3 separate regions of the Homo sapiens genome follow, and all the other regions are linked to region 3. A link is a loop called in an ENCODE intact Hi-C map of the cell type or tissue named here. Cell type or tissue: A673. All regions are shown on one strand. Links, peaks and the distances in the headings refer to the core of each region. The heading gives the core; the rest is flanking DNA.

Region 1 (10,245 bases), core at 1,103-9,102, 600 kb after region 3:
GCATAAGGTTCACAAGTAATAAGAAACACCGTTTTGTTGAAAATGTTATTAGATTTCTTAAAGAAGTAAACAAATTGTAAGCAAGCAATAAAAAAATCACTGACCTTTAATTACATGAAAATTAACCTTTTTGGTTTTGATCCCATAGTTACAAATAAAATTTTGAAGAAATCACTAACAAATTTGACTCACACAAATAATTTTAGAAAAATACATATTATGAGTGTTAATACTTTATATGAGTTTAACATATTTTAAATCAAAATAAAATAAAGTTGGCAATAACTGCAATATTGTCAACTCTGCTCTGAATATAAAAAGCAAAATAATTAAGTTGTATGGAAAAGTATTAATGTGAAAAGTATGAATAAAAAACTTCACAATGATAACACAAGAGGACCTGTATTTGGGAAAAATCCTACAATATAAATAATGACACATGCAAAATATAAATTTAATACTTTTGAAACTCAAATCTTTAGGCAACATACTTAAGAATTGAAGGCACTTTAGTGTATTTAATTTTATCAAAAAAAACATTTATTTTGCAGAAGGAATTGTTATATCCTACATGAAATTAAAATAAATAAATCTGTAAGGCAATGAGAAAAAGAAATTATGAACATCCCATCACAAAACAAATATTTTCTGGTTGTTAACCTTAGACTATCTTGCATCTATTTGTTATTAAAAGAAAGATATCAGTGTACTGATTTTTATTTGATAATAAGAAGAGATCAAAGATAGACAGATCCTAATATTTATTGAGCACTTAATTTGACATTTATGTTTTAAAAATTTTTATCAATATTATAGATGCTGTTTAAATTTAGGTAAATATACTTTAAGAAAAAGGCTTAGAGATGGAAAGTAAATTGGTATGTTTATTTTTCAATAATAACTGCTTAACCTTTAAATCTATGTTCAACAAGATACCATTATCTTCTCAGAATATTCTATTCTACTGATAGTACATATTAATTGACATAGAAAATTAAAAGACACACACACACACATATACACAAGAAAGCCAATTTATCATTTCTAGTTGCCATTTTGGCTGAAATATGGGATTATTTATTCTTGCTGCTGTTAATTTTATATACAACCAAAACTTAAACCTATAAATATTTATCTTCTTCTAAATAACAAAATTAAATCCTAAAAACTACATCAACAACTTATTCTTAGTTTTTATTATTTTTATTTTATGCTTTATTTTATTTTTAATAGACAACTATTAAAAATCAGTCTACTATATAATTGCTGAATTATTTTTAAAAAGGTAATGTGAATAAATCTTTCCGCTTAATGAATGATGGATTGAGCTATAAGATGAAAAAATATTAAGTATTGATGTAATCCATTAATACACTGATATTTGTGACTGTGATTAGTTCTCATTAAAAGTGACCAGGTTTAAAAAATGTTAAAATAAAGTTTATTTAGAAAACTGGTGGTATAAACTGGAGGGAAGACATTCATGGAAAGGTGTCTCCTCACTTTTCTCCCTCTGTCATATAGTTGAAGCTGACATATGGACACTTTCTGTTCTCACATGCCCATGGCACTAATTTAGTAAATTCTATAGACCCAGAGCAGAGATTGTTTTATTGTCTGTTTCGCATAATAATGTTCTAAATCTAATGTTACCAGTAAAGATCTCTGTCGTACAATAATTATCAATATTTATTACTAAAGCAAGTTCTTGAACATACTGTAATTTAAGCATGGAAGGTTGAATAAGAATCTAATATAATTTATATTCATAATAAAAGTACTAGCAAAGTAGTAATAATACTGATTTGGGGGTATATAGGAAGTAACATCAACTTAAACTTTTTGCAACACCAGTATTCAGCCTCTCAATTTGCCAGCAGTATTCTATGTGTTAGCTGCCTTCAGTTTAGTCACAGAGTTCTGATGATCATAATCAATCATACATTTCAAAACCTTTGAGATATTCATATTGGAAAACACAGTATAATTCTATTTGTTAAGGGTGCTGTGAAATAATCAAAATCATGAAACATATTCCTATCAGAATGAAAATGCTAGTTAGACAACTGTCTTATTCTAATAATATCAGGTACCTTTAATTATGCCTCTCCAATCTCCTACCTTTGGAAAATAATAATTAGAAAGGTATGCTTATTATAATACTTAGTAAGTGTGCTTCTGGTAAATAATTTTTCACGCACTTGATACCCACTTTTGATCCATCCACCTTTTTCCATAATAAGTTCTAAATATAAGTCCTTTAAAACATGAAAGATAGTTTTTGACCACTATAAAGAATGACTATGTTCATCTTGTCCCATGGTTTTAATCCCTTGGTAACAATATAAACAGTTTATATAACATATTGTATTTAGAGGTTATCACAAGTTTCATGGTAATTACGTGAATAGTAGGGCAGCTTACCCAATTATATTTCTATGACTAAATATCTCTAAAGCTATATGGCAGAACTGTCCTATACAGTAACATATAGAAAATTACCTGAGGACTCTGGGGCTTCAAAAAAAATTTGGGATAATCAGTGAAATAAAATCTATCCCTGAATATTGTATGAGCAAAACTGTACTCATGTTAAAAATATGTTTTATGAGATATATATCATATAACATATGCCATAAAACAATCATATTATACATATATAATTAAGCTATATTCTTCGTTGACTTTTATACAAAGAAGTGGTAATTAAAGAGAGTTAAAGGTAAAGGTGTTTGTACCCAATACGGCATTAACATATAAAAATTAAATTACAGTAATACTCAAAGTTGGAAATATTATTTGGGATAAATCTTACATCCTCATCATTTCTGCTAAAATTTATATCGGAAGATACATTTTTCACTGCTGTACTCATCTAGAATAATTTTTTATATTATGATTTTTTCCTTATATATAGCGCTAGAAACTTTTTCTTCTTATTAAAAACTAATAGTGCCTCCCAATAAAACACCCAAGTTTCAAATATATATGCCTTTTCTATAAATTATAAGTGAAAGTCATGTTCAGTCATACTTGACACTAAGAGAAACCAAACAGGCAGGTGACAAGACAGAAACTAAAGGATAAAAGGTTTCATCTTTTGCTTGATCTTCACTGACTGATAAACCCATGTTAACTCCCAGAAGATAACTTAATGGAGAAAAAACCAAAATCTCTGCTTCTTCATAATCTCTCAATCCCTCTATATGAGTTTCAAAAACTTAATTCAGTTGAAATATTAGGTTGGTGCAAATGTAATTGCGGTTTTATATTTAAGTCTAAACCCAGTGGCTACATTTTATGGTGCTGGAAGAAAACTACCTAATAGAGCTATATTATAGCTCTATTAGAACAATGTCCTAAGGAGATGGAATGAAAATACAAATAATGCAGAAAGTGCATTAAAATTACTGTAATAACAAGTGCAAACACTTGGTGAATGCCAAGCTTCAACTATTACCACGAGGCTTAGGTTAAACACAGGTCCTCTACTTAACAGATATCTATTTTTGATCAAGTTTTTAAAATGAGAATTTAAAGTTGATGATTAGACTATTTTCCAAAATTCTTCAATAGGCACATTGCCACTCCCATTACCAAGATTCCCAGTGAAAACTGATGACCCATGTGTGTATGTATATATGTATGTATGTATGTATGTATGTATGTATGTATGTATGTATCCAATATTTCCCTCCATAAACTTGAACTCAACTTCAGTAGCATATTACAGGATTCTATCAGTCCAATAAACTTAACTGAAAACGCTCAGTACTATACGAAGAGTATTTAGTGATTATATTTTTAAAGTCTCAAAATATGTAGAAATACATATGTCAAAGTTATATCAAAATTATGTCAATCTTATCAGCATTTCATTTATATTGAGTTTACAGAAAAACTTACAAGGCACCCGGTTTTCTCTGAAGACATATATCACATGAGCAATGACCATAATATACCTACGTTTAACCTAATTTTACTACATTAACATTGCTTTGACCAGCTGATTTTTAAACTATCAATAAGAGTTATATTGGAGGAATTTAACACATTTAATAGAGATGATAAATTAGTAAATGTCTGGTATTCATATTTTCAAACATTTAAATATGGCATAAAACTTTCAGCATCTTACACTGAAACCCTTTTGTTCTTGCCTGTGTAAAGGGGCATAAATTTAGAATGGAATAAATTTAGAAAAATCTATAATCATTTAATCTGTGTGGCAACAGGCGGGATAAAATTAGTTCCTTCAGAAAGGTAGTTATACTATTTTATAACACTGGGAGTTCTAAGCCTTCTTGGATATTATGCGAATGTGAAAGAAACATAGTTTCAGAATGCAAAAGTAAGTACTTTGCTACAGACGTTATCTGAAGATTTAGAAAACAGTCACATATATTTTATAAACATGTGCCCTCAGTGTAAAGCATGTTTAATTCAAATGATTGCTAGTGCTACATTTTTCAATGGCATCGTGTCTGTCTCTAAATTCCTTAATATGTTTGCTGTATGGCTGTAACTTTTAAATTGCTAAATGATGACATTAAAGTAAGACCTAATAGGATTTTTTTCAGAGTAGTTAAGCTCAGTTCTCTGCCACGGTAAAATCTATGACAAAACACAATGAAAGGAGCAAGAGATGGGAGATGAGCAGACTAGATTGAAGAACCAGTTCTTTCCTGAAACGGTGCAACAAAGCAGGTGCCTAAGTCTTTGCCGTTCTGCCTGTGAAATGGGCAGCCCATTTGTCTCTGTTCACTTTAAAGCTATTTTTTCAGATGCATGACTGATTGCAAAGTTTTAAAATTTTTGTAGGAAGGCAGATTCTCTCCTCATGTTATTGTTACCATAATATATCAATGTAAGGATTTTTTAAAGTGGCTTTTGAAGAATTTTGTCTTTGTCTCTGAAGGTAAAATGAATGTGACCAGATCACACCAGATCTAAATTTCATGAAATTTTGAGGAAAAAGGAACATCAATTCACAAGAATGACTAAAAAGTTTTATTAACTTTTTCCTTCAATTTAAGCTGCAGTAAATTATTTGAAGAAATAAGTGTATTTAGCTATCTTAACTTTGCAAAACACAAATTCAGTTGCATTTAGAATACTAAAAAGTATTCAAAATGATGTTTGCTTACGTTCAAATGCAAGTTTTTATACTCTTTTAAACTATAACACAATAATTAGACTTTTATTATGGCAGAATGCATTGTTTTTCATGTCGTTGTGAGTCACTGCAATATATAACCAAAGGACCAGTTGACATTTCTGACATGAATGAATCATCCTGTACTCTAATATGCACAAAAACTATTTTCAAATGCTTTATGAATGAAAAAGAAGCCTAAAGAATTGAAGTTTCTGCAGATATATTCCAATCATATTTCAGTAGACACAAAATTTTTTCCAAATATGACAGTAAAACCAGTGTCTCCCCTAAAGTGAGCTCCATACACATTTATTTGGCCTCTTTGTGATTACATCGGGATAAATGAGTGTTATGCAGGTTCCAGTATAGTTTTCCACTGCTCCATCTGCTGGATATGTCTACATCTCCTGCACCAAAGTGGTAACCTCTGAAAAGTAACATGAACTAATTCAGCAGGTGGCTTCAAAAGGCTCAAGCACGTTGCTTGGAAACTTACTATGACTTCTAAATTTTTGTTTCACTAAAAACCTCCTATTTCATCGTAAGAAAAAAATAATAATAATGAACCTATAACTATTACTAAAATAGTATGGCACGGAAGATACGTTTCCCAGTAGGTGATACGTTACAAACAAGAAGGCACTGGGCAATTCATTGCAGGTTTGCACACCGCTCTGATCTTACTGATTTTGGCATTTATCTGAGAGGTTTCAGAGTCCTTCACCTAATCTAGAAATGGAAATCGTATGCATAAAAGTTTTAAAGAGATTTTTAAGCATGTCTGTTATTAAGCACATAAATACCACAAAAGGAAATCATGCCTCTCCAAACACGATTTACCAAGGATCAGGGAGCCCTTAGCATTTTCCCCCGCAGCGTCTTTGCAGGCAGCTCCAGAGTTGCGCTCTCCGACGAGGCAGCCCCACTTTTCCTCCTTCTTCCAGTCACAGACGGGACAACGTGCAGCTGCCGCCACCGGCCAGGCTGCTGTCACCGCTGTCACCGCTGCCGCCGCCGCCGCTGCTTCAAAACCATAGCGGCTACTGCAAAGAAAGGGTTACTCCTCTCTTGGAGTCAAGTGGCTGCAAACTTCACCTGCTTTTCATGTACCTTCTCCTGCAAACTTGTACGTCCTTCCGTGCAGAAGGAGCAAGGAAAACCATTACCAGCATCACAGGGAACATCATAATGAAGGACACCCCCGGAAGGTAAGACCTGCGAGTTATTCCGAAATACGATCTTAATCCAGATGAGAACCACCGCTGCCAGCAGATCCTCCCCCCCACCCTCCTCTCGGTTCCCATCAGCGAGCGGAGCCCATGCCGCCAGGGAGGGCGGCTGCAGCGGCCGCCCGCATGTGCGAGGTGGAGGTAAAGTTTGACAAATGATGACCACTCCGGGAAGGGGAAGAATCTAGGCAGCCAAAAATCCGCGCGGGGTGTGCTAGGGAAGAAGCCGCGCCAGGAAGCGCCACGTACCTTGCTGCGGTGCCAGGCGCGGAGGCTGAGGAGAGAGTCGGTGGAGGTGGCGGGGCGAGAGTCCAGCCCTGGCCGCGGGCTCCCTCCCGGGGCGAGCGGAGCCGCCGCCGCCGCGGCCGGGCGCAGGGCCGAGCGGCCGCCGCCTCGCCAAAGGCGCTGGGCAACGCCACTCACTTGGCCCGGGGAAGTTGGGCAGCCTCCGCCGCGGCCTCGGCACTCGGCGAGAGCAACACGTTTAGTTTGAACTTTCCAGCTCCAGTCCCGGCAAATCCACACTCACGCACACACGCGCGCGCGCGGACAGCCTCTCAGAGGCGCGCGAGCGGGCCCCGGTGGCTCTCTGGTCGCGTCTTGCTCTCTCCCTCGCTCTTATTGGCGCGGAGGTGATTGTTTTATTTATTTATTTCCTCCTCCCGGCTCCATCCCTCCTCCCCGCGCCTCCCTCTCCGGCTTCCCCTCCTCCTCCTCCTCCCCGGTCTGCGGGGCCGGCCGCGGCGGTCGCTCCAGCTGCAGCGTGGCGGGGCTGCGCGGCGGGACCCGGCGGGGGCGCAACGGGTGGGGGCGCTCCGGGCGGGGGCGCGGGGCCGGGCGGGCGGGGACGCCGGGGCTGCCGCCTTGGCTGAGGTGAGGGAATGTGGGGGAGGCGAGGGGAGGACGCTGCCGCCTGCCGCACTGTGCTGTGCCGGGGGCACCCAGCCGGCTGCTGCCGGGGAGAAGCGGGGCGAACCCCGCGCCGCGGCCGAGGAACTGCGCGAGGGGCGGCTGGCTCGGCGCGCCGGGACCCGGCTCCCTCTTCCGCCGGCCGGGCGAGAAGGCTCAGTCGCTTCCTAGCCACCGCCACCCCGCTTCCTTTCCTGCTCTCCCCGGGGGCTCCCCACAGCCCCTCGGGGACGCTCGGACGCGCGCCGCCACCGTTTATCCACAGAAGACAGGGGTTTGCATTTGTGAATGGTGGTTTCAGCGCTACGCGGTTAGGCTGCCTCCACTTTCGAGCCGCCGCTGCCCCGACTCTCGGGAAAGGTGCAGCCACAGCCGGGCGGGGCGGGCTCAGGCCTCCGGGGCAATGAAGTGGGAGTCTGCGGACCACGGCCCCCGGCGCGAGTTGGGGTGCCTACGTGACACTCCAGACCCACCTACAAGAGCCAGGGCGGCAGTGGCTCTGCTGCTACCATTCGCCCCAAAATGAGCTCTAAAACGGCAATTGACCGCTGTTGCTACGGTCTTTCAGTCACGGCCTACCGGGCTCCCAAACCTGCGGGAGAGGCGACCTGAAAGCCGGCCGCCCTCCCCCACACCAGTTACCCAAAGGCCGGGCTGGAAAGAGCCCTGGGCGTAGACCCGGAGACCGGCGGGCGGCTCTCTGCTACCTGCCCCGCTTCCGAGCGGCTTCTCCAACGCCAGCCCTTCCAGGCTTCCCGTTAGGTAAACCTGTTTTGGCTTTTTTTTTTCTCCTTTGATTTGCTATTTATTTATTTTTAGGAATTCATGATTTCAGTCACAAAAGGGGGAAAAATTAAAAGGAAGTAAGTCTACAATAGATCTGCATAAATACAGCCAGTTAACTAAGCAGCATCACAAAGGCTGCAATGTAAATCTCACGCCTTGGAATTGGAGGCAGGTTGGTTTCCTCAGCGTTTGCCCTCCGAAGTCCTCACAGCCTTGGACTGCATTGTACAAGGTCTACAGATACAGGAAGATGGTGACACTGGAGTCCTTGCCCTGATCCGTCACAGTATGCATATGTATGTAAACTGTGCTTTCCTTTCTATCCAAACCTTCCAATTTCCCTGAAATGTATTCATTAGCTATGCATTTCTTAGTCTTCTGGATCTTTTCTCAGAAATTCACCGTTAAGGGTACAAATACTACTTAAGGAGCCGGTTTTACATACTTTACATTTTCCTTGACATCCCGAGTAAGCCCCCCAGAGGTCAGACGGGGAACAGGTGAGGTCAGAAAATGGGAGAAGGTGGAAAAAAAATGTTTATCTTTTAGGTGGAAAAAAAAATGTTTATCTTTTCAGCATGTTCTAGTTCTCTTGCCCCAGCATAATAATGTGCACTTGCCATTTTCAAAGAAGGAAAACAGCAAATGCCCATTTCTGGACCTTTAACTACTCCCGTACTCATGAAACACCGGCTTATTACTGAGAAAAACGGCCACCCATAATTCAATTTAAGACCTTTATTGAATGGAGGAATCTAGAGATAATACCTAAAAGGCAGTAAAGTGCCTTACTGGTCAGCTGAGTGGCGGACATGAAGATGTGCCCGTCTGTGATGACATCTATGCCAGTGAGATAGTAAGAGTTTCACTCAAAATCTGAAAGAACCACGTGCACTTTTAAAGCCAAAGCTTTGGAAACACATGTATTTCTCCAGAATTATAGTCCCCTGCTCCAGAGGTAGGCAGCCTCTAATATAGGGAAATACCTGTCTGATATTGATAGCTTCGACTGTGTTTTACATACAGCGTTTTCTGTATACACACACACATATACACGCACACACACACATATATGAATCTAACATGCACGCACACACACATATATACATATGTATCTAACACATATATACGTACATATATATATATATACACACATACACACACGTATTCCCCAACCCACCACCATAGTTTGAACAACTCTTAAAACAGCATACTTTTTCTAATTTTCTCTGAGGTAATGCAGCTGTTCTCCTTGTCCCTCCTCCCCATTTCCCCACACACTTGCACCCAATATGCTTCTCTTCTCCAGTGTCCAGTGGTAGCAGTGTTCACTGAGTTTTGCAATCCACATTATGATGGCTGTATTCACTTACTAGAGAAACACACATTTGATGCTGGGAATGATATTGACTCTAGATGCAGCAAACATCATTGTCACAGTTATTAGATGGAGAAAAGATGAAACCAGGAATTGATTTCATCATCATAGTAAAGAACTGAATATTGTATAATGTCTATTTTCTGGAAACATCATCTGTTTCAATGATTGTGTTTATGTTTGTACCCACAGCCTAAGGCCTGATTCATAGAAATTTAAAAATATGTGTAGGGTGAATTAAAATTACGAATACATAAACAGGGTGGATAGCCTATTTCTTTGTTAAGGTCACTGAATCAGAAGGAAAATGAGATTAAACATAGGTAGTAAGGGATAACTTAATGTTTTCAAAGGTTATTGTCAGAAATAACAAAAATATACTATCTTTATGTAGAATATAAAAATGTGTAACTGCATTGAATAAATTTATTTAAAAATATTATTTAATTTCTTACTAAAGGGATGGAAAATAAAAGGACATAGAAAGGTTCTGAAGGGGACAGAGGGATGGAAGTTGTGACCGTAAGGGAAGGAAGCTGCAATGGTGGTAGAGGAGGGGCATAATAAGAATATAAGAAACATGGAGAGAAAGAAAAGTATGAGAATCCCTTGATTCTGGCCGAGAACATCAGCAGTCATCAGAAAATCCCTCTTAAACCCTGCTTAATATCCTGAATTTGTGAAAATTTGCCTAAACAGTTAAGTTGCTTGCGTTACCACTGATAGAGCTACATCATACAGGAGAGTGAAACCAAACCAATAATTCTCACTTCCACAGTCAAGAA
Region 2 (10,245 bases), core at 1,228-9,227, 800 kb after region 3:
TGCCAACCTCAACTTTGTATAATCTGACAAAATAAGCCTTTTATCCGTTTAAGTCGTTCAAGTGAAAGTTTTCTGTTATTCATAGCTGAATGAAATGCTAACAGCCTCTCTTGAGGTACAAACCAGTATATTCATTAGTCATGTGCATCTCAGGCCGAAGATATATAACACTGAAATCATTTTACATTTCTTATATTCTCAGATTTTCCATTTCCCTTTTTGACCTAGGTATCTTCGTTACTGCTGCAGGGTCTTCTGGTATAGTTATTAATGGAGTGACTTTCTAGACTTGGAAAATTCCCTTACTCCCTATATTCAATTGGTAACTACATGCTCTTGGATATATCTATAATTAGTAGCTGTATTTCCACCCACAGCAGCACTCCCCGCCTCAGGCTTTCCACATTCCTCACATTTGCCATTGAATTTGACTTTTGTTTATCATATGTCTTCAAATATGCTCCATTCTAATTCATCCCCCACATAGCAGAAAAAGTAGCTTTTTCTAACACAAAATTTTGATTGTATTTGAACACAGCTCTATATCCTGTGTTGTTGCTCAAACGTTTTCAGAACACTTAAACATGACATTAAATAAATTTCATGATCTATATCCTGTTTCTAGATTCCTTATTTGTCACTTTATCCCGTCTACTCTGTCCTTTTGCCATACCTGTACAGCAACAACTTGCTTTTCCTAAAATCTGCCATGGGGTTCCATGCCTCCATTACTTTTCTCATGTGTTTTTTTCCACCCTGCTTTTGGCTGTCTTTACCCTGGCTTGTGATTAGGACATAATTTATGGTTAATCCTTCAGGAACTAATACAACTTGTAACTTCTCCATAATATATTTTGAACCCCCATTCCTCTCTGTGCATAGACATCGTTGCTTTCCTCTCTGTGTCTTCATGGTGCTGCTACCTGAGGTCATTATTTGTTTACTAGTCTCTTCCTCCTTCTTGTGTCAGTATTCAATTAGAGAAACAGAACTAATGTAAAATGTGTACCAAGAAATTTATTGCAAGGCATTGGATTACACGATTATGGAGGCTAGCTAGACAAACTGAAATCCATCAGGTAGGCTGTCCGGAAAGGCAGGCTGAAACTCTTGGTGTAAGCTGAAGCTGTTGTCCACAGGCAGAATTTCTCCTACTTCCGGAAAGTCTTAGCTCTGGAAAGGTCTTTCAACTGATCAAACCAGACTCACCCAGATTATCTAGTATAATCTCCCATACTTAGAATTAATTCACAAAGGACTTCAATCACATCTACCAGATATCTTCCCAGAAAAATCCGTATTAATATTTCATTGAATAATTTGCTACAGTAACCTACACAAATGGACACATAAAATGCTCTCTCATACTTCCTCAGGGCAGATATCATGTCTTTTCATCTGTATAAATTCAGCTCCTGGCACATTGCCAGAAATTTGTCTATAATAGTACAACACTGCTGGGCAGGAGCTGGAAATTTGATGAAAATTAATTTAACAATAACTTTCTTTCAGGCAATTAATTCTTTTCTTACTTATACAAGTACTGAGGTGAATCCTGCAAAAGAAAAAGAGAAAAAGTCTGACCATAAATGAATTTCAAGAGGGCACAAGACCATGATAGACTGGATGGCTCCAACATGTGTCTGGATATTGGAAAGGAATTATGATTCCTAAATATAACTCAGTATAAGGAAGAAGACATACAGACCATCAATCCAGACCCGATTCCAAGTTATATGGGTCAGAATGATCTTTTCATTCTGGATATAGTTTGAGGGTTGGTAACAAAATTCATCAAGAACCAGTGACTCTCTTTGCATATGCATATCCAAGGAGACAGTGACTTTGGTATTAAAAGAGATATAGCACTTGACATCCATTAGGCCATCTTCTCTCAGACCTTAAAGTAGAATGAGATAGTTGCATCCTTTTTCTCTCAGAAGATATTATTACTATTGTGACTCAACGGTCAAGTGCAGGAGACATACAATTAGTGAAAAATCTAGAGTTGTAGTACATGGGTGCTAGCTGAATGTACGGGGTGGCAATTTAAAATTGCTGGGGATAGAAATAATGACTTAAGTGACATCTAAGTTGAGCTGGGAAGGAAGGAGAGGTAGGTGAGTATGACTGCTTCAGGTACAGGTTTTAGATGATCTCAAGATATGGAGTTGAGAACACGCTTGGAACTGTTTAAGAAATTGAAGGAGTTGAATGTGCATATATACTGAGAACAAACAGGAAGAAGGTTCAAATTCATTAAAAATGTTGAACTTTCTCCTAAAGCAATGAAAAACTATTGTAAGATTTTAGACAGACGTGTAAGGTAATCATATTGTGTTTCAAGTATAACATTTTTGTTACATTGTAGAAGATGGACTGTATAAAGAAAAGTAAAAGATATTGAAATCTACAGAGATACTTTCTTAAGACAATGTCTTGGGCTAGTTTGAAGGCAGGAAAAAGAGGTGAGTGATATTTAAGAGATAATATCAGTGAAAATGGAGAAATAAGAAAGGAAGAGAGGCATATTGGACTGCCATGTTTCACGTTTGAACATATTTGAGGAAGGTGGTACAATTTAATGATATGAGGTATATTATATAAGGAATGGGGAGAGTGACATTAGTTTTGAAGATGCTGCCTCTATCTGAAGGGTTTGCATCTTATTGCAGCCATCAAAAGCAGCTGGGTAATCTGGCCTAGAGTTCAGCAGGGAAATCAAAGTTTGAAATAGCTATTTGAGTTGTCTGTCTATAGATTATTGTGAAATTCATAGCTGAAAAGTGCACAGGTGGAACTATTAGAACTAGCAGATGAAAAAGTAGAGAGAAAAAGGGAGAGAAAGAAAAAGATGGACTGAAGACAAGAGATGGAGACATGGGGAACTAATCTTTAAGATCAATTAGGTGAGTAAATCCTAGCAAAAAAAAACTGATAAAAATGAGCATAAGAATTTTGGGGAAAACATGGATCATGGGGTATTATGAAACAATGAGGAAAATAGTGTCTTAAGAAAGAAAAAGTAGAGTGGACCACCAGGTCAGCTGCTGGAGTTTATACATGGTGAAGTGCCCGTTAGATTTAGTGATGTGGAAGTCAGGGACTTTAGTGAGAAAAGCTTTAGTGAAGAGGTGAAAATAAAGGTCAGATGGGAATGTGTCATTAAAGGTGCATAAGCCAAACCATTCCACAGAGAAAGCATGTTGAATAAATTTGGGAACTCATAGGGGACTTTGGGTGAGGTTGAAGAAAAATTTATGTGTTTGTTCCTGTGTGTGTGTGTGGATAGGAGGGAAGAATTTTTGCCAGAATGTTGGTTACAGCTCGGTTAATTTAGTGAACTTTTCACTTTATCTCTCATCACTCCGTTCCTCAAGAATGGAAGCACTCAATCCCATCCCTCTCCAAAAGGGTGAGCCAGATGAAGCTCTTGCCTTATGCTACACCAGGATGATAACAGCAGCACCAATGGGCACTTGTGAGTGAAAATGTGGTGATACTGTCCAGCCTGGCACTGCAGTGAGAACGGATAATAGGATCTTAATGTAAGCCCACCTGGAATTTTTATTAAGTATTTAGATAGGGGTGGTTCATGAAAGAATGGATCTCTTACATTAGAGAGCATAGACATTGGGAACACTTCAATCTTAATAATAATATAATTAAAATTCACGAGGAATAGACTAGATTATCAGACACATAATATACACTTGGTAAATGATTGCTAAACAGATATTCATTAATTCATTAATTTAATTGATCCACCAGAGGATATACACACTATATCCTTTCTTTATTTCATCCAGAGAGAATAGAAATGAAACTGAGGGAAAACACAGGTGCTCAGATAAATTAAAGAATATTGCTGGAGAGGTCGAAATTTAAAATTTAGTCACTCACTGGCTTGTTTGGAGTAATAAGACTAGAAGGGCTATTCGGTATCAGAAAGCCTGATTCAAAGTAGTACAATGTTTTTTCAATTTTTTAAAAATTGGAAATGAAATTGATATCAGAATGTATTAGGCGGTTAATGTCATCTTCCAGTCCAATTATTTTTTGTTTTGGACATTGCTGGCTTTTATATTGTGGGTACTTGATTTTTCTATTCAGGTAAATAAGAGTTAATAGCTAGAGTGTGAATTTGGCCCCAATAGATAATTAGTATAATCTGTTATGTATGAAAGCAGGATTGGCAGGACTTTGATTTTAATAATGCCCATGGTATCAAATCAACAATTTGTCATGATGGCTGCAAAATGCACAGATGGGCAAATACACATTCCTCATTTTGTAATTTATTTGTTTTTCCAAAGGAATCCACTGAGATTATTCTTTTTTATTTGAATATTCAGAATAACAATGAAAGCGACTGTCTGAAACGCTGCATTTCAAACTGGTGTATCATTTTCTTACTTATCATTATAAAAAAACTCTTTACCTCATATGCTATTCTTCTATTTCTCTTTCATCCCACATGTGGGAATGGGTATAAAGACAGGAAAGGACTAAGACTATAACAAATCATATAATCTTAAAACCAGAAAAAATATATATAGCCCCACTTTGATATAGTTCAAGGTACATTAGTGTATTTTTAGTACTTCGTTTATAGGATAGGTTTATGTGTGTTTTGTATAATTAGTGACAGTAGTGCAAATATACAATTTTATAGGTACAATGCATGCATACAGTTTATCTTTAGAAATATATTTGAGATGTTTAGATGTTAAGAGGCTCCATATTGCTGTTTTAAAAGATAGCAACTAGATAATAAATTGTTATCTTTAATACATGTTGACTTTAATATATATCCAATCAAGGATATTAGCAGGTATATGAATGAAATGAAACTTTTGTTTTACAAAGTTTGTTTGGGGAACACTCACTAAAAAGAGAAGCTGGGAGAGGAGGCTATTTTTCCAGGCAATTTAACTGTCCATGTAATAATAGGCTATATCTACTGCAACCTTTGACTTGGAACTATCAATCTATGGATATGAGAGATCCTTCTATTAGCACATATTATAGAAAATATACATAATATACTCTCCACTAACAATTATGGATAATGTATATTAAAGTCTGTCTCCCTCTCTCTCTCTCTGTCTGCCTTTTTAATGTGTATATATACTGTTAAGAAAAGATCACGCCGGGTGCAGTGGCTCACGCCTGTAATCCCAGCACTTTGGGCGGCCGAGGCGGGCGGATCACGAGGTCAGGAGATCGAGACCATCCTGGCTAACCCGGTGAAACCCCGTCTCTACTAAAAATACAAAAAATTAGCCGGGCGTCGTGGCAGGCGCCTGTAGTCCCAGCTACTCGGGAGGCTGAGGCAGGAGAATGGCGTGAACCCGGGAGGCGGAGCTTGCAGTGAGCTGAGATCCCGCCACTGCACTCCAGCCTGGGTGACAGAGCGAGACTCTGTCTCAAATAAAAAAAAAAAGAAAAGAAAAGATCACGAGGTACCCCCAAGGAAAAGCAAAGGAAAGCTTTATTTTCTAAAAAAAAAAAAAAAAAAAAAGCAATTTGAAGATAAGGAGACACAACTTCTTTTGTTAATGGGAAAATTCCTTTGGGAGAGCAAAGAGTGGAACTGGCTTAGTGACAGTTTCCACCCTAGTTCACAATCAGGCCCATATATGCAATTGAAGAATTCACACCCATTTATTCTGTATTGGTTGAAAACGACTGAGTCCCCATTGTGTAGCTGCTGGCCCCAGTCAGAGGTGTCTGGTGGATACCCCTTTCAGGCAGCCGGTAGGAGCAGTTTTCAGGCCATGGTGTCTTAGCTCCCGCTACAGGAATCATCCCAGTTGCAGGCCAGGAGGTTACAGAAACTGCCTTAGCTCTGAGGTGTCTGGAGCTGCCCTCTGCAGGAGAAACGGGGCATAACCACCCATCGCTCACTCACCAAGGACACCGTGATAGGTTCATTTCACAGCACTCTGGTGGGTGTCTGTGTGTGAAAATACCTTAGTAAGTTTTGTTAAATAGTTACAGTTTTATGAGAACTTTTTGCTTCTTTCTGGTATTTATATCACATTTAATAAGGTAATGTCTTGGAATGAAAGAAGTCAAAAAAAGATAAAAAATACGTCTTTTAAACCACCACTTGCTCTCTAGACATGAACACATGCAAGTTACTTCTAATAGAAGAAATAGTTTAAAGGTAAAAATACGTAAAAGGGTAGTCCATACTTATCCTATATTGCAAAGTTCTTTTTGCTAGAAATTTTATAGTCTTTTAAGTTATTTTAAATATTTGTAAATAAGACAATTTAGCTTAAGGTGAAGCTGATTTCCATTCACAATTCTAAATAAGGCAGAAGTAGAAGCAAAGGATAAAGGAAGGGACAGAGAGAAAGTATTGAGGCAAGGAGAAGGAGAGAAGGATGGAAGGAGGATAAATGGAGTGAAGAGATAATGAGAGAGCGGGAGGAATGACGGATGGAGGAAATCAAAGGGAAAGCGAAGGATGGAGCGGACAGAAGATTGAGAGAGAATCTCAATCCTTTCCCAGTTTTCCTCTTCAGAGAACTTTCTGTGACTCACTTGTGAGTATCATTTCTCAAGCCCTCAAGCTCTTGTGGGCTTCACCCTACATGTGATAATAAAGAGCTTTTGGGTTCCAGTGTGCTATAAGGATATCGTTTGTATAGTATGGATTGTTTTTCTGAAAATGATAGTCTACCTCTGTAACACAACTAAGATGATGTCAGAGTAGAGAGACAATAAGTTACATCCTGAAGGCTAATTGAAGATCTACTATATTATGTTGGAGGGTCCAGGAAACAAGATGGGTGTGAAGCCCTATGTCTGGTTGGGGAGAACAGGACCCTTTCTTATAAAAATGTCTGTCAGCTGGAAACACTATACAGCTTCTTGACTATTACTTCATAAGGCATGATTGTACCAAATTATGTGCTAAGAACCTCAAATACACTTCTTAGTTAATAGTTCCTAGTTTCAGGAACAATTTCTATTTCAGAATTCCATCAGAAGCAACTCTGCTTTGCTGAATAAAAGAAGTCAGGAAAAATAGTTGATATTATCATAAAATCATTAGACATCTCTGTGCTTTATTCCAGATATATAAGCATGAATCAAAAGAAAGATTAGGTCTTTTCTATTCATGAACTCACCTCCGTTTTGTTCTCTAGAAAAATATAAGGCTTGGGAGAATCATTTTAAAAGCAATCTTTTAAAATACACGACATGCTTCTGCGTTTTAGGTCTGAAATGCAAATACACAGTGTGGAGCAAGAAGTTTTGGTAAGCCTTCTTATCTTCAAATCATGTGCTGAGGTTAAGAAAAAGGGTGATGCCCCCTCTAGATAGTTCATCCTTTCTACTGCACGGATTCAAATCTACTTGCATATTTGCAGAGCACCTTCTCCACAGTTCCCGTGGGCTTGTCTTCTAGAGGAAGAAATTAGAAGGAAGTTAGTAAGATACTATGCAGCTCCCAGCTCTGCAGTTGATTTTAGGGCTACAAGTGATACTCACCTCCCTCTTCCACTAACCTTTCTCCATTTGTCTTACCCACAGCTATCAATCTATCTGGCTATTTTTTTTTGTATTTTTACCAGAGACGGGGTTTCACTATGTTGGCCAGGCTGGTCTCAAACTCCTGACTTTGTGATCTGCCTTCCTCGGCCTCCCAAAGGGCTGGGATTACAGGCGTGAGCCACCACGCCTGACCAACACTGATCTTTATGTAGGGGCAATTACTCTAAATAAGTGATTCCTGGATTGTTTCCATTTATGTCATAGAATTTGTAATTTAAGTGAATTTCTTGCTTGAGATAACAAGTGATATTACTTTCCTCAAGATAACATAGAAGTCAAGGCAAAAGAGAAGTAGCAATTTCAAGAGGCTTGAGAAAAAAAGTATAAACTAAGGAATTTGTATTTAAATGAGTTTTAGATATATAAGGCTTCAGAATATAGTTTGGAATATGAATTAACTCAGGAAATAATGCATACACCTGTGCTTCTGAAAGAATCTACTGGAGGATGAAGTTAATCAATCAAAAGAAAACTGGGGAGGTTATAGCAAAAGGCTGATGTAAACCTTAAATATATTTAATTATAATACCAAGCTGAAGATAAGGATATGGGTGAAGAAAAGTATGAGAACATTTTATGTTTGACAACACAGAAATAGTGCATCATTACCAAAAAAGGAGAACACAGAAAAAAAAGAAAAAGTATATTGGTGTCATTGACTGTGTTGTAGAGAATAAGTAAGAATTAAAATCGCCATTCAAAACTGACAGACTCCATTGTAAAATGTTAAGCAAGAAAAAATGTCTCTATCAAATTTGTAAATGCAAAGGAAATACTAAAATAAAAATAAAAGCCTTTTAAAAAGTTCAAAAGTAAATTTAAAATATAACAAAAGTAAATAAATAAATAAATAATTAATTACCCTTACAAATTTGATGATGACATTTATCATTATAATCCAGGAGTGATAATACAAATATACGACAAAGTTGAGGACAATATGTCATCAATAAACATGAGTGTGTTTTACTATTAATAATTTACAACAAAGATTTTCAGAGTGGTTTATTAAGGTAAACCCAGTCTTAGGGAACACACCTAAAACAGTGATTCAAAAGGACTAAAAACAGAGGAATGAACAAAAACCCGCCAGGCAAATGAAACAATAAAAAAACAAGGATTGAGAATTTTATATCGGAACAAATATAGTTCAGATGAAAAGCAGTAAATGAGAAAAAGACTATGATTAGTAATAAAAACAATTCAGAATGCTTATACAACAATTATGATCATCAGTGCTTTAAATATGCCCAAACACCCACATATTCTCATAAATACACATTAATTACATATACAAAAAAGAAAATACCAGAGATTGAGAAGAAAAAGGAACATGCTAACAACAGGAAACATTAACACATCACTAGCAGTAAAATAAAGATTATTTATTTGGGATCGATGCCCCCAGCAAGGGTGAAATTGCTATGTCATGTGATAGTTACATGTTTAATTTTTAAAGAAACTGCCAAAATGCTTTCTAGTGGTGATGCTGGTGGTACCAAGTCACGTTTCCAACAACAATGTGAGGATCCATTTTCTCTGTATCCTTGCCGTCATTTGTTATAGATGCTATTTTTGTTTAGCCATTTGAATAGGCATAGAGTGATATCTCAGTGTGATTTTAATTTGCATTGACCTATTGATGATGTTGAACATCTTTTCATGTCTTCATTTGCCATCAGTATGTCTTTGGGTAAGTGTTTCTTTCTGTGTTTTGCTCATGTTGTAATTGGATTGTTTAGAATTTAACAGTTGAGTTTTGATAGCTTTCAAAAAACATATTTTAGATACTAGTCCTTTGTTCTATATGTAGTCTGCATATATTTTCTCCTACTTTTTTAAATTGTCTTTTCATTTTTTTAACAGGGTCTTTCATAGAGCAAAAGCTTCTAGTTTTAATAAAGTCAAATTTTTGTGTTTTTTTAATGAATCATGCTTTTTGGTGTTGTCTAACAACTCTTCGCTTAGCTTTAGATCTCAAATATTTTATCTTTATTTTCTCTAAAACTTTTACAGTTGTACATTTTACATTTTAGCTCTAAGATTGATTTGTGTAAGGTGTGAAACTTGGGTTAAGATTAATTATCTTTTTTGGTCTCTCCAGAAATGTTCAATTGCTCTAGCAGAATCTGTTGAGAAGTTTATCTTTTCTCTATTGAGTCGCTTTTGAACCGTAGTCATAAATAAGTTGACAGTATTTGCACAGGCCTTTCTGGGTTCTGTATTCCGTTGCATTCATCTACATGTCTATTTCTGTGCTACTATCACAGTCTTGATTACTGTAGCTATCCAATGGGTCTTGAAAATACGTAGACTGATCTCTCTCAGTTTATTCTTCTTTTTGAAAATAGATTTACCTATTCTAGTATTTTAAATTTTCAAAGAAATTTTAGAATAAACTTGTCTGTAGTTCAAAAAAATCATTCTGGGCTTTTATTAGAAATTATGGTCAACCTGTATGTCAATGGAAAGTGAATTGACATCTTTACTAGGCTGACTCTTCCAATGCATGAAAAGTGTATATTTCTTTGTTTATTTACTTCATTTATGTCTTTCATCAGCATTATGTAGATTTCAGCATAGAAGTTGTCTATGTGTTTTGTTACATTTGCACACAAATATTTCTTTTTTTATTGATTGCAAATGCAAATGTATTTTTAATTCCAGGCTTCA
Region 3 (10,245 bases), core at 1,141-9,140:
TGTTTTTTTCATGCTTTCCAAGCCTTTCAAAAAGTGTGATTTCTCTAGAAATTTTAAAATTTGTATTTTAGGTGTTGATTTATTTCTATAAATAATAAACAGTACCTTCTCATTGTTGGTACACTATTGTATTCACCCACTTAGCAAAGAAGTTGTGAGAAGAATAGGTAGTAGAATGATCTGAATTATTTGGACCAAATGTAATTAGAAAAGCTAACAAGAAGATGGCACAAAGTCACCAACTAAACTTGACCCTAAACAATACTTATTATGCAATCAAATAACATGAAAATTCCAGCAGAAGTTTAGAAAACTGAAAATATAACTGCACAAAAGTTCAGTTACATTTTGTTTCCAGGTTGAAGATCCACAATTAGACGCTATCATAGTGGCCCTGCTTCTTGGCTTTTATTTACTTTTACCTCGACTTTATGTTTTTTAGAAATCTTGGATAGGGCTAATGGAGATGATGAATTACTAATCCCTCCTTTCCTCCTCTCTACACACATACAACAAGGCACTTCTCAGTATCATCATTGCTTGCTGAATTGTAGATAGTATTTGATGAGTAAATTAATATCACATAAAGAAGGTAGCAAACATTCACGGGTGTCTTTCACCAGTGCCTACAATATATGCTCTGTCATTCTAGCAATTAACCTTGAATTCACTAGGGTCACACTCAAGCAGTGTAGTGAATAAAATGCTGTAACATTCTGAGCTTCAGTGAGTTCTTGGCACAGTTAATCCAGCTTGATGAATTATAAAAAAGACATAGTCCTCTATTAAGAGGCCACCTCATGCTCTGGAAACAGTTGAGCGGAGGAACACAAGGAATCTCGGTTCTAGCCAGGTGGTGTTGGTGAGTCACTTAGTAAACTTGCTGACTTTCAGCTGCATTTTCTGTAAAACAGTGCTAACACAATTGCATCTCTGAACATACCAATGACATGATCTTCTTGTCTTCCTTCTTCGAAAACAACCATAAGTAAGACTAAATTAAGGTAAATTGGGTAATTCCAGACCAAGAATAGAGACATTGAGAGGAGACCGACAAGGTCATACTAAAAACAGAAGTCTCTGGAGGCGATGGAGGAGCTGAGGCAGCAATGAATACCTTTTGGGTTTTCCACCTATGGGATCTATTTCGGGGGGTTCCTAGACCTGGAAACTGTCACATAGTGATTTCATTCTTATTCTGGTCAATGGTACTGTGTAAAGTAGTTGAAGACTGTCCTAAGTGAGTTCCAGTCCCTCCACCATCGTCAATAATGCCCGCCTCTGAGTGCCCTGCCTAAAGCCTCCTCCCTCGAGCTCCCATTTGGTTCTGCTCCATCTGGGTCACTCGGTCCTAGTGAGGCAGGAGAATAAGGTCTGAAGAGAAGCTAAAGCCAATTCGAGCTAATTTCCTAAAGCTGGATCAAAAGAAAGACACCAGGGACTGGGGGCAGGGAACCCCAGGCCAGTAAGTGCTGATTTCCTGAAGCTAAGTCAAAGGGAAAACTCCCAGGTCTGGAGGTAGGAACCTAAGGCCAATCTGTGCTGCCTTCCTACGGCTGGATCAAAAGTGAAAACCCCATCTCTCCACGCTGGAGTAACAAAGGATCAGAGGCTACTCTCCCTACAACCCCGCACCCCACCCCACAACATCTCAGATGAAACCGGAGCTTGCTTTGCATTGATGCAGGCCAAGCGCGGACCATCCCTTCATCCGCAGAGGACAGCAATCCAATCCGGCCTCTAATTGGCCATGGGCCAAGTCCTTTATCCACACAAGGGGTAGCCAGTAGGGGCCTCGATCGGGTACAGACACTCCAGAAAACTTTGTAACCAGGCCCCTGAGCCGCTCGCTGTGGCCTGCTCCCACCCTGTGGAGTGTTCTCTCGCTTAAATAAACCCCCACATTCACCGTTTCATTCCTTTGTGACTTAACTCCCCTTCACGTCCTATCAAAATGTCTCCATCCCATGTCCCAAATTCCTAGCCACAAATTAAGTTAATAAATAAATATCTTAAAATTCCAATCCTGCTTCGGCAGTATTAATTCCTCAACAGACCATTCTTAAAGAGGCAAAGTGCGGTGGCTCACACCTGTAATCCCAGAACTTTGGGAGGCCAAGGCGGGTGGGTCATGAGGTCAGCAGTTCAATACCAGCTTGGCCAACATGGTGAAACTTCGTTTCTACTAAATACAAAAATTACCTGGGCATGGCGGCCCACACCTGTAATCCCAGCTACTCGGGAGGCTGAGGCAGAGCATTGCTTGAACCCAGGAGGCGGAGGTTGCAGTGAGCCAAGATTGCGCCACTGCACTCCAGCCTGGCAAAAGAGTGAGACTCCCTCTCAAAAAAAAAAAAAAAAAAAAAAAGAGGCAAAGCGTTTAGCAGGAAAACAAATACTTTCAGGGAGCTTGATGGGCTAAACTCTCCTTAAGACAAAATTTTATGTCTAGGAGCAGGAATTTTACCTAGTATTTGGCAGTATATGATATGATAAGTTAGAACTCAGCAAAATGTGCACATCACACTTTAAGTAGCAGGTTATCATGCTTTTGATATAATGCCTTACTCACTGGGGCTACAGTTAATGTTGCCTGTAACTTCTAAGCTGGTGGACTGGTGGCAATGTGTTAACAGTATCATGTGCAAAAGGACCAAATAATTATTTTGATTTTGTGATTCTAAAAAAGAATATACGTCATTATTTATAAGTTAAAATTGGCTGTAATCATTACATTAAAAATAAAATAACAACCTTATTGAAAGTGATGTGCTGTTTTCACTTTACTGGAATCTGGTACCATCTTGAGGTTGGAGACATCGTCCTGAGATAACTGTTGGTACAATGAACTTCAAAGCCAAGCCCCACAATTACTGTGAATGAGCCTCTATACCTGAGCATGGCAGGAAGTCATTCATTTTGTAACTTTTGGAAAACTATTTGATAATTCAGATATCAATACTTCCTCTGAATATCCTTACAAATCTCTTTAGACTTATTGCACCATCAATTCCCAATTGCCTACATAAAAGGATTGTATTAAGCATTCTTTCAATATTCTAACTGTACTTATTTTGTGGCACAACGAATATACCTTTATTTTTCTTTCTTGCAGAGTCTGGAAAATTTGAGGTACTTCAAAATATAACTTTAGTGCTGCAAAACCCTGCAGCCAACAGAGAAAATCAAGGCCATTCAAAGCTGTACTATAATGTTTCTTATTTCAGAACCAGGAAAATATATAGAAAATTACTTCCATTTCATTCAACTTTACATTGCATTATTGTCTTCGCAAATGTTGCTATGTGTTCTTTTATATATAGTAATTGATATTTACAATATTTTCAACATTACAAAAGCACGCATTCTACCTTGATAGAAATTTGTTAAATTTTAGTTCCCTAAAATTAGTACATTTTTCATTAGATTGCACAGTAAAGGTCAATCTTTGTATTTCATTAGGATAACACAGCCTTGAAATGAGTCAGAGCAGGTGCAAAAGAAAAGAAAGCACAATTCATGAATATATGACAGGAGAGCAATAATACTAATTAATTTGGGGAAGAATGCGGCCAGATTATGCTTATGGAAGACTTAAATCTTTTAAAGGCTAGCAAATAGATGGCAAAGGTCATCCAATCAATGTAGATAAATAATGAAAGTCCTTAGAAAAAGCCAAAATGTGACAAGTGAGAGGGTGGTCATGTCATTCAATTTGGGGGACTTAAATATTGAAAAGTCAATGATTTGGGCATTATGTTCAAATGACTAGAGTAATGAAATAGAGAGAGATGAAGGAAAATCTATGTGTGCCTCTATGTCGCATGCCAGAATTCCCCGCTACCTAAACTATTCTCTACAGATGAAATTATACATTCTGGTTTATACATTATCTTATCACATGCCTTACACACCTGGTAAGAACATCACAAAAAGCATAAGAGTCATAGTGCTGGTGTTCAGTCTCCTGACGGATGTTAGCTGGGGCCAGTGTGGTTGTAAATAGTGAAACGTGGGCTGTGTGTCAGAGACTCTTGCCACTTCCACGTTGTCTCTGCCTCCCTAACATGTCTGATAATGATTGATGCATGAGTTTAAGGAAGAAGCTTATTGATTCATAGAGATGTAGAGTTTATAGAAATATCAAATATGTTTTGATAGGATCCATCCCCAAAGTAATGAAATGAAAAGGATTAGCATAGGTCATAATGTGTATTAGCCACAGAGCATTAGATTTCAGAGTACACTTGAGTTCTTTCTGTTCTGTCACTAGGGGGCACTGTGAGCATGGATGAAGCCCTGTGCCCTGGATGACCAAATAGAAAAAAACCTCCCTAGGGGAATTTGCGATGCCTCTTTTCATCCAACATTACGCGTTTTTTAATAACATAGAAATTGACCCTCCCTGTCTTAAAACCAACTTTCAGGCAAGGGACTGAAACTCACCAGATGACTACATCCAGAAAATGAGATGCCGGGCCCCTCATCCACCTTGATTACTTCCTTACTCCTCCCTAATTGATTTTTTCCCTGCAGGTAGCTACATTCCTTCCCTGATATATAAACCCCCCAACTTTAGTTGGTTGAGGAGACAGATTTGAAACTTATCTCCTGTCTCTTTGGCTGCAGCACCTGAATAAAGTCTTCCCTGGCAATCTTCCTTGTCTTAGTGATTGGCTTTCTTTGTGGCAAGCAAGGAGACCTAGACCAAACCCCCGGCATTTTCGTAACACCAGTTTCTCTAGAAAATATTAGAGTAAGACTGTATAGGCAGCCAAATACAGAAGAAAGTTTAGATAAGACATATGCAAAAGAGTTTGGTCAGATAATGTTTATCTACTAGGGCTTGGATTTTCTTTTCTTTTAGAACAAAGAAAGTGATGAGAAGCAGGAAATAATTTTATTGATTTTTTTTTTTTTTTTTTTTTTTTTGTCCACATTGCAGATACTGCACTTTGTGGGTCAAACAAGGTGATAAAGACATCCCGGAATGTGGCAGTTTGCCAAAAATATACGAAACAAGATACCACAAGCTTCTCTATATAAGAATCCAAGAGACTACATCATTCCTTAAGAAACTAGGATATTTCTAGAGAACACTCTATATTATTTGCATAAATTATTCCAAACTAAAATTATAACACTAAAAGTGCCCTCTTCTAAGCATCATTATTTCTGGAAAGTCTACTGTAGAAAATATTTTAAATAAATACATTAGATAATTCCCATAGTGATGCCCTTGATAGTACTCCAAGATTTGAATTATATATGCTCATTTATTCTTTTTTAAATAATTCAAGAGACAGATCAAAGCTTTACTTTTGTGAGTTTAGAATAATATTTTTTAAACTACATCTCTCAAGCTTTCTATTTTTCATGTGCTCATAAAAACATTTTCATACCGAGCATTTTAAATAAAAAAATAATTAGTTGAAGATCAGCATGATACTTGTAATATTTTGTTGAAAATGTATTCAAGTGTTTTCTTTGAAAATAAAAGCAAAACATAAGTGCAAATTTCACAGAGCTTGATGTACAGAGTAAATCACTTAAGTACAGATATGCTTGTCCTTTGAATAAAGGAGACATGGATATTAGGATGCACGAGAGGCTTGGAAACCTAACACTGAAGCCGGAAGCCCTGTTATTTAGGAGCTGGCAGATGAATAACCATAAGTACGTGACTACACTGCCACCTAGTGGTGCAAAGAATCAGCCTTCCAATAAGGATGCATGACTTACAATTCAGTGGCAATTTTATCAACAAAATTTTTTGTCCGTGAAAGTGCAAAAAAAAAAAAAAAAAAATCACACCAGATGGCTTGAAAGAGCCTAATAAGAGCAGTTATTGCTCTTTTATTGTATATTATTTCTCCAAAGCTTCATGATTCTCATTGATAAAAACCTCAGGTGTCTGCAGAAAGGCTCTGCAAACTCAGCACCCCAGGCAGGTATGAAGGAACACAAGCTTCAAGTGTCTTTGAATAGAAATAGTATTTTCTTACTGCTTGGAAGAAGCCTGTCTTTTGAAAAGTCTGCTTAGGATTTGAATCTCTGTTTTCCTTTTCTAGTTGGAAACCAAAGACAAAAACAAAAAACTCTTGGAGATTGTTCCAAATGCATCTTTCTTGCCCTCAACTGCCAGCCTTCTTAGGAATTAAATAATCCCACTTGTGATCATTCCAGGATTCAAACTTCTAATATTGACATCTCTGTTACAGGCGACAACGATGCCAGATTATGTCTGCAAATTAAGGTCATTTTAAAGGCCTAGGGAAACAGAAAATGCCTGGCAAGGGATCAAATTCTTCTTTGAGAGAGGGTTAGAAGAACCATTGCTATTTACTCATTGTGGATTTGTTTTGCAGGGGCATTGTTATTATCGCAGGCATCAAACCGTAGAGGGGAAAAAGCTGCAAACAAAATATCAAGGGAAATAACGACCATACAAAATAAATAGCAGGCACAAACAAAGTTCACAATGCCTCATGTGAACTTAGGAAAAACGCAGTCATGCATCCCACTTCCTGAATATGTTTTCAGTGGAGCCTTTCTTTCTTCTACAGCAAACAAAATTATTCCCTTCACCAGCAGTTGCCAGATTAGCCAAGAATATAATATTCAAGCTCAGGAAGAGATTACTGATGTGTCTATATTTAAGGGGGAAAGAAACATCTAATCTAAAACTTTGCATGAAATTTCTCCTAGGTAGCATAGTACATATTTTAGCTCTCATTTTTGTTTCCAGACATTGATTGCACTCCACATAAAATCTCTTTAGCCCCCCAGAAAGACACTCTGTTGGAAAGTCCATTTACAGTCATTTAATGCAATACCTAATTTTTCTGGTGAGGTAGCAAAACCACAGAAGAAAAGGGAGCACCGCTAGGCAGAGATGATCTAGAGTCCAATTCTCTTACTCCCTGGCAACTCAATTTTCACTGCATCCTATAGCCTCTCTGTAGAAGTCAAGCGTATTTTACAGTTTTCTAAGGAATGATTGATAACCTCAACAGTCTGAAATTAAACTGCACAGCAGACAGTGGAAGATGGTATTTTAAAGTACCTGGAAGCTTTAGTATTCACTATTACACTACACTATTTTAATAAATAGAAAAGCAATGTTTATTCACTTTAAATTCATGACATCTATGAAGTTAAAGGTTTGCACAGCAATGAACAATTAGTTAAATATCACACATGGAAGCTAAACAGCAATTTGTAGATTCTGTTGCGCAGTGCCTTAATTACTTATATTGCAACTTGTTTCAGACCACTAAAGACAGGGCTATCGAAAAATCCCCAGGCAATTAAGGACAAAGCGTGCTCAAACATGAACAGCTCTTGAAGAAATAAATGGAAAGATCAGGTTTTATCTATAATGTTATTAGGTAGATAAATCACTGGCAAGAATAAACCTATGGAAAAAAATAAAGCACAAACTAAGATTAGCCTTTAGAAATCTCCTTGGAGATTATGCAATTTTCCCCCACGAAATCAATATCAGTTCAATTGAAGATAAATTACAAGAGAAATAAAAACAAGACACTTCATGAGAAGTAATAATAGCATTGTTTCTTTCACTGCATAGTAAGATCTGATCACAAAGCAGTGACAAGGGTCGGGGGATCAGGTTATATTCGCTGGCTATTTTCTCACGATGTGACTCTTGGCTGTGGGGGACATTGTTGTCAGAATGCCTTGTTGGCACTGGATTGAGGGTTTAGTTACTTTGTTTATTTAAACACATCTTTAAATTTTCCATAGCTAAAAAGAGACTAGTATTTTGATCTGTTTTCTTCCATTGAAATATTTAGGCCATGTATTATTAATATAGATCATTGATAGAACTTTTTAAAATTGTCAGTGGATGTCTAGAAAAAATATGAAAAATTTAAAAATATTCTCTTTTTTGAAAAAGTACATTTTATTTAAAAATAAACCATCAAACCAATAACCCATGACTCTATCTACCAATGAAATGGAATCTAATGAACATGAGCACATAAAATAACACTTCTGCATAATAAATTTATTTCTTGTGACATGAAACAATTTGGAAATGAGATTTGGATGATGTGTACTTTAATAGGCTGTGATTATGACTGTGATTATGATAAAACCACATTTTATAGTGCAACGCCAGCATTAATTGGCCTCAGATACTACTTCTTTTATAGATATTGTATGATGTATACTATATTATTATTATAGTACATTAAACCGTAAATCCTTCTGAATAGGTCCTCCAAACACAGTATTCTAAACTGTTATAAGAAAATGACTGCCAAGAAACTTTTGACATGAGCAGTGAAAAGTATTTATATAGCATTTGGTCACATGTGTTTTTTAAGGATGAAAAAAACAAACTAAAATTTTGGAGATGAGAAATCACGTTAAGAAAGTTTTAACGTATCTGTGGAGATGGCACAATAAATGCATTTCCATTTTCTTTTAATATATGTAAATTAAATTAAATCATGAAAATATATATTAGTGTTGAGAGTGGCCTTAGAGTCTATTACATAACTATTTTTAAAATGAGGACAGGGAGGCAGGAGGAGCATTTATCATAACATTTCTACAGAAATTCAATGTGTCTAGCTCTACTCCTTGGCATCACAGTCTGGGAGAAATGCTTTGTCTGGATTGATTATGAACTTGCAAAAGAAAGCCAAGATGTAACATTTCTGAAACAATTTCTTAATTCTCTAGTGTCAGAAATTAGTCAGATTAATACTGCAAGAAAGTGTTAGGTGAGGATTTGAGGGACTCATCTAATCTATACTACAGGAACATTTTTAAAAATATGAACTCATGATGAGAGACTTCCGAATGGAGAATAGAACACACGAGTACAGAGCGGGATTGAGGAAAGAGTGGATCAAATATGTAGAAGACAGGCCTTTTGACTTTAGACCTTATAAAAGTGATCCTATTCTTAGAAGATAATTAATGGACCCTAAAAAGAGAATGCACTGAAGGGGAAATGGTCAGGCTATGCCAACGTTTTCAGTGTGGAGGGTGAGCAGGTGCTCTTTATGCATGAGGGTGGCCTGCAGTTGAGTACCAATATGCTTTGTTGATGAGAACAAGTATATACCTTTTGAACCAAATACTGGCTAATGCAATTTTTTTATCATTAGCACTAACTATTGCATAATTTAAGCAATGACATGCTAATATTTATGACTTCTGCTTATAATGTATATCATTATATCATAGATATGGTCATTATATCACCGTATCATTGCTTTATATGCATAAGTCAGATAATACATTTGAGGAATATAATCACACTATATAACAAGACATAAAAGTGAAACAAAAAAGGGGCAATTTATACATGGAATTCAGGTACATGAGCAAGAAGGTAAGAGCAAAGAAAAGCTAGTGGTGTTTCTGTGGGCTTAGCATTTTTTTTAAGATCCTCAGTATTAGAATAAGAGAAACATCATCAACAACACCTTTCTTTTTGTGAAAGCAAAATATGATTCATTAAGTAATGGAAAAAATACTTAAAATTTAAGCATCGAAAGTCAAATAGGCTAGGTGCAGTGGCTCACACCTGTAATCCCAGCACTCTGGGAGGCCAAGGCAGGCGGATCACCTGAGGTCAGGCGTTTGAGACCAGCCTGGCCAACATGGTGAAACCCCGCCTCTACTAAAAATACAAAAATTAGCTGGATGTGGTGGCGCACCTGTAATCCCAGCTACTCAGGAGTCTGAGGCAGGAGAATCACTTGAACCCGGGAGGCGGAGTTTGCAGTGAGCCGACATCATGCCATTGCACTCCAGCCTGGGCGACAGAGCAAGACTCCATCTCAAAAAAAAAAAAAAGAGTCAAATACACAGAACCAGGAAGTGGGAAATGGCTCCTGGGGGTAGAGGAATATATTTGGTGTTTATGCCAGAGGGAGTCACCTTTAAACAAGGATAGATCCATAAAGGCATAAGAGGGAAGGTAAATTAGAAGGGTTTCCAGACTTTCGATGATACTGCAGTCTGATATTTACTGAAAATTCAGGAAGCAAAGAACTAAAGACTATGGGATACAATCTCACAAACACTACATCATACTTAAAACATGATATAAAGCTTGTCTAATCCGTGGCTTTGGGCCACAGGTGGCCCAGGTTGGCTTTGAATGCAGCCCAACGCAAATTCGTAAACTTTTTAAAAACATTATGAGAATTTTTTTGTGATTTTTAAAAGTTTATCAGCTCTCATTAGTGTTAGTGTATT

Evidence for each region. A loop is a pair of places that touch in the nucleus more often than their neighbours do. Peaks named below come from ENCODE experiments on the same cell type or tissue, not always from the same donor. Only the 100,000 strongest peaks of a DNase experiment are listed, where the experiment ranks them.
Region 1: a loop joins it to region 3, with 8 times the contacts of the local background. A loop is called at or near these places in 3 of 110 quality-filtered maps.
Region 2: it touches region 3 in a loop (8-fold over the local background); 12 of 110 quality-filtered maps call a loop at or near these places.

The regions. Positions count from the first base shown.
Region 1 is chr4:180,055,674-180,065,918 of GRCh38, reverse strand. No RefSeq gene overlaps it. Among named protein-coding and RNA genes, the nearest start is that of LINC00290, 1.1 Mb to the left of the region's middle. RefSeq lists an enhancer at 6,799-6,878 and a silencer at 7,339-7,468. In A673, for the core only: CTCF peaks have their summits at 5,549 (motif pointing left) and 8,553; DNase peaks (open chromatin) are centred at 5,538 and 7,008; H3K4me3 peaks cover 2,989 bases; H3K27me3 peaks cover 3,483 bases.
Region 2 is chr4:179,863,097-179,873,341 of GRCh38, reverse strand. No RefSeq gene overlaps it. Among named protein-coding and RNA genes, the nearest start is that of LINC00290, 1.3 Mb to the left of the region's middle. In A673, for the core only: a CTCF peak has its summit at 5,866 (motif pointing left); a DNase peak (open chromatin) is centred at 5,851.
Region 3 is chr4:180,660,425-180,670,669 of GRCh38, reverse strand. No RefSeq gene overlaps it. Among named protein-coding and RNA genes, the nearest start is that of LINC00290, 490 kb to the left of the region's middle. In A673, for the core only: CTCF peaks have their summits at 4,268 (motif pointing right) and 5,710 (motif pointing left); DNase peaks (open chromatin) are centred at 4,309, 4,999 and 5,659; H3K4me3 peaks cover 736 bases; H3K27ac peaks cover 1,906 bases.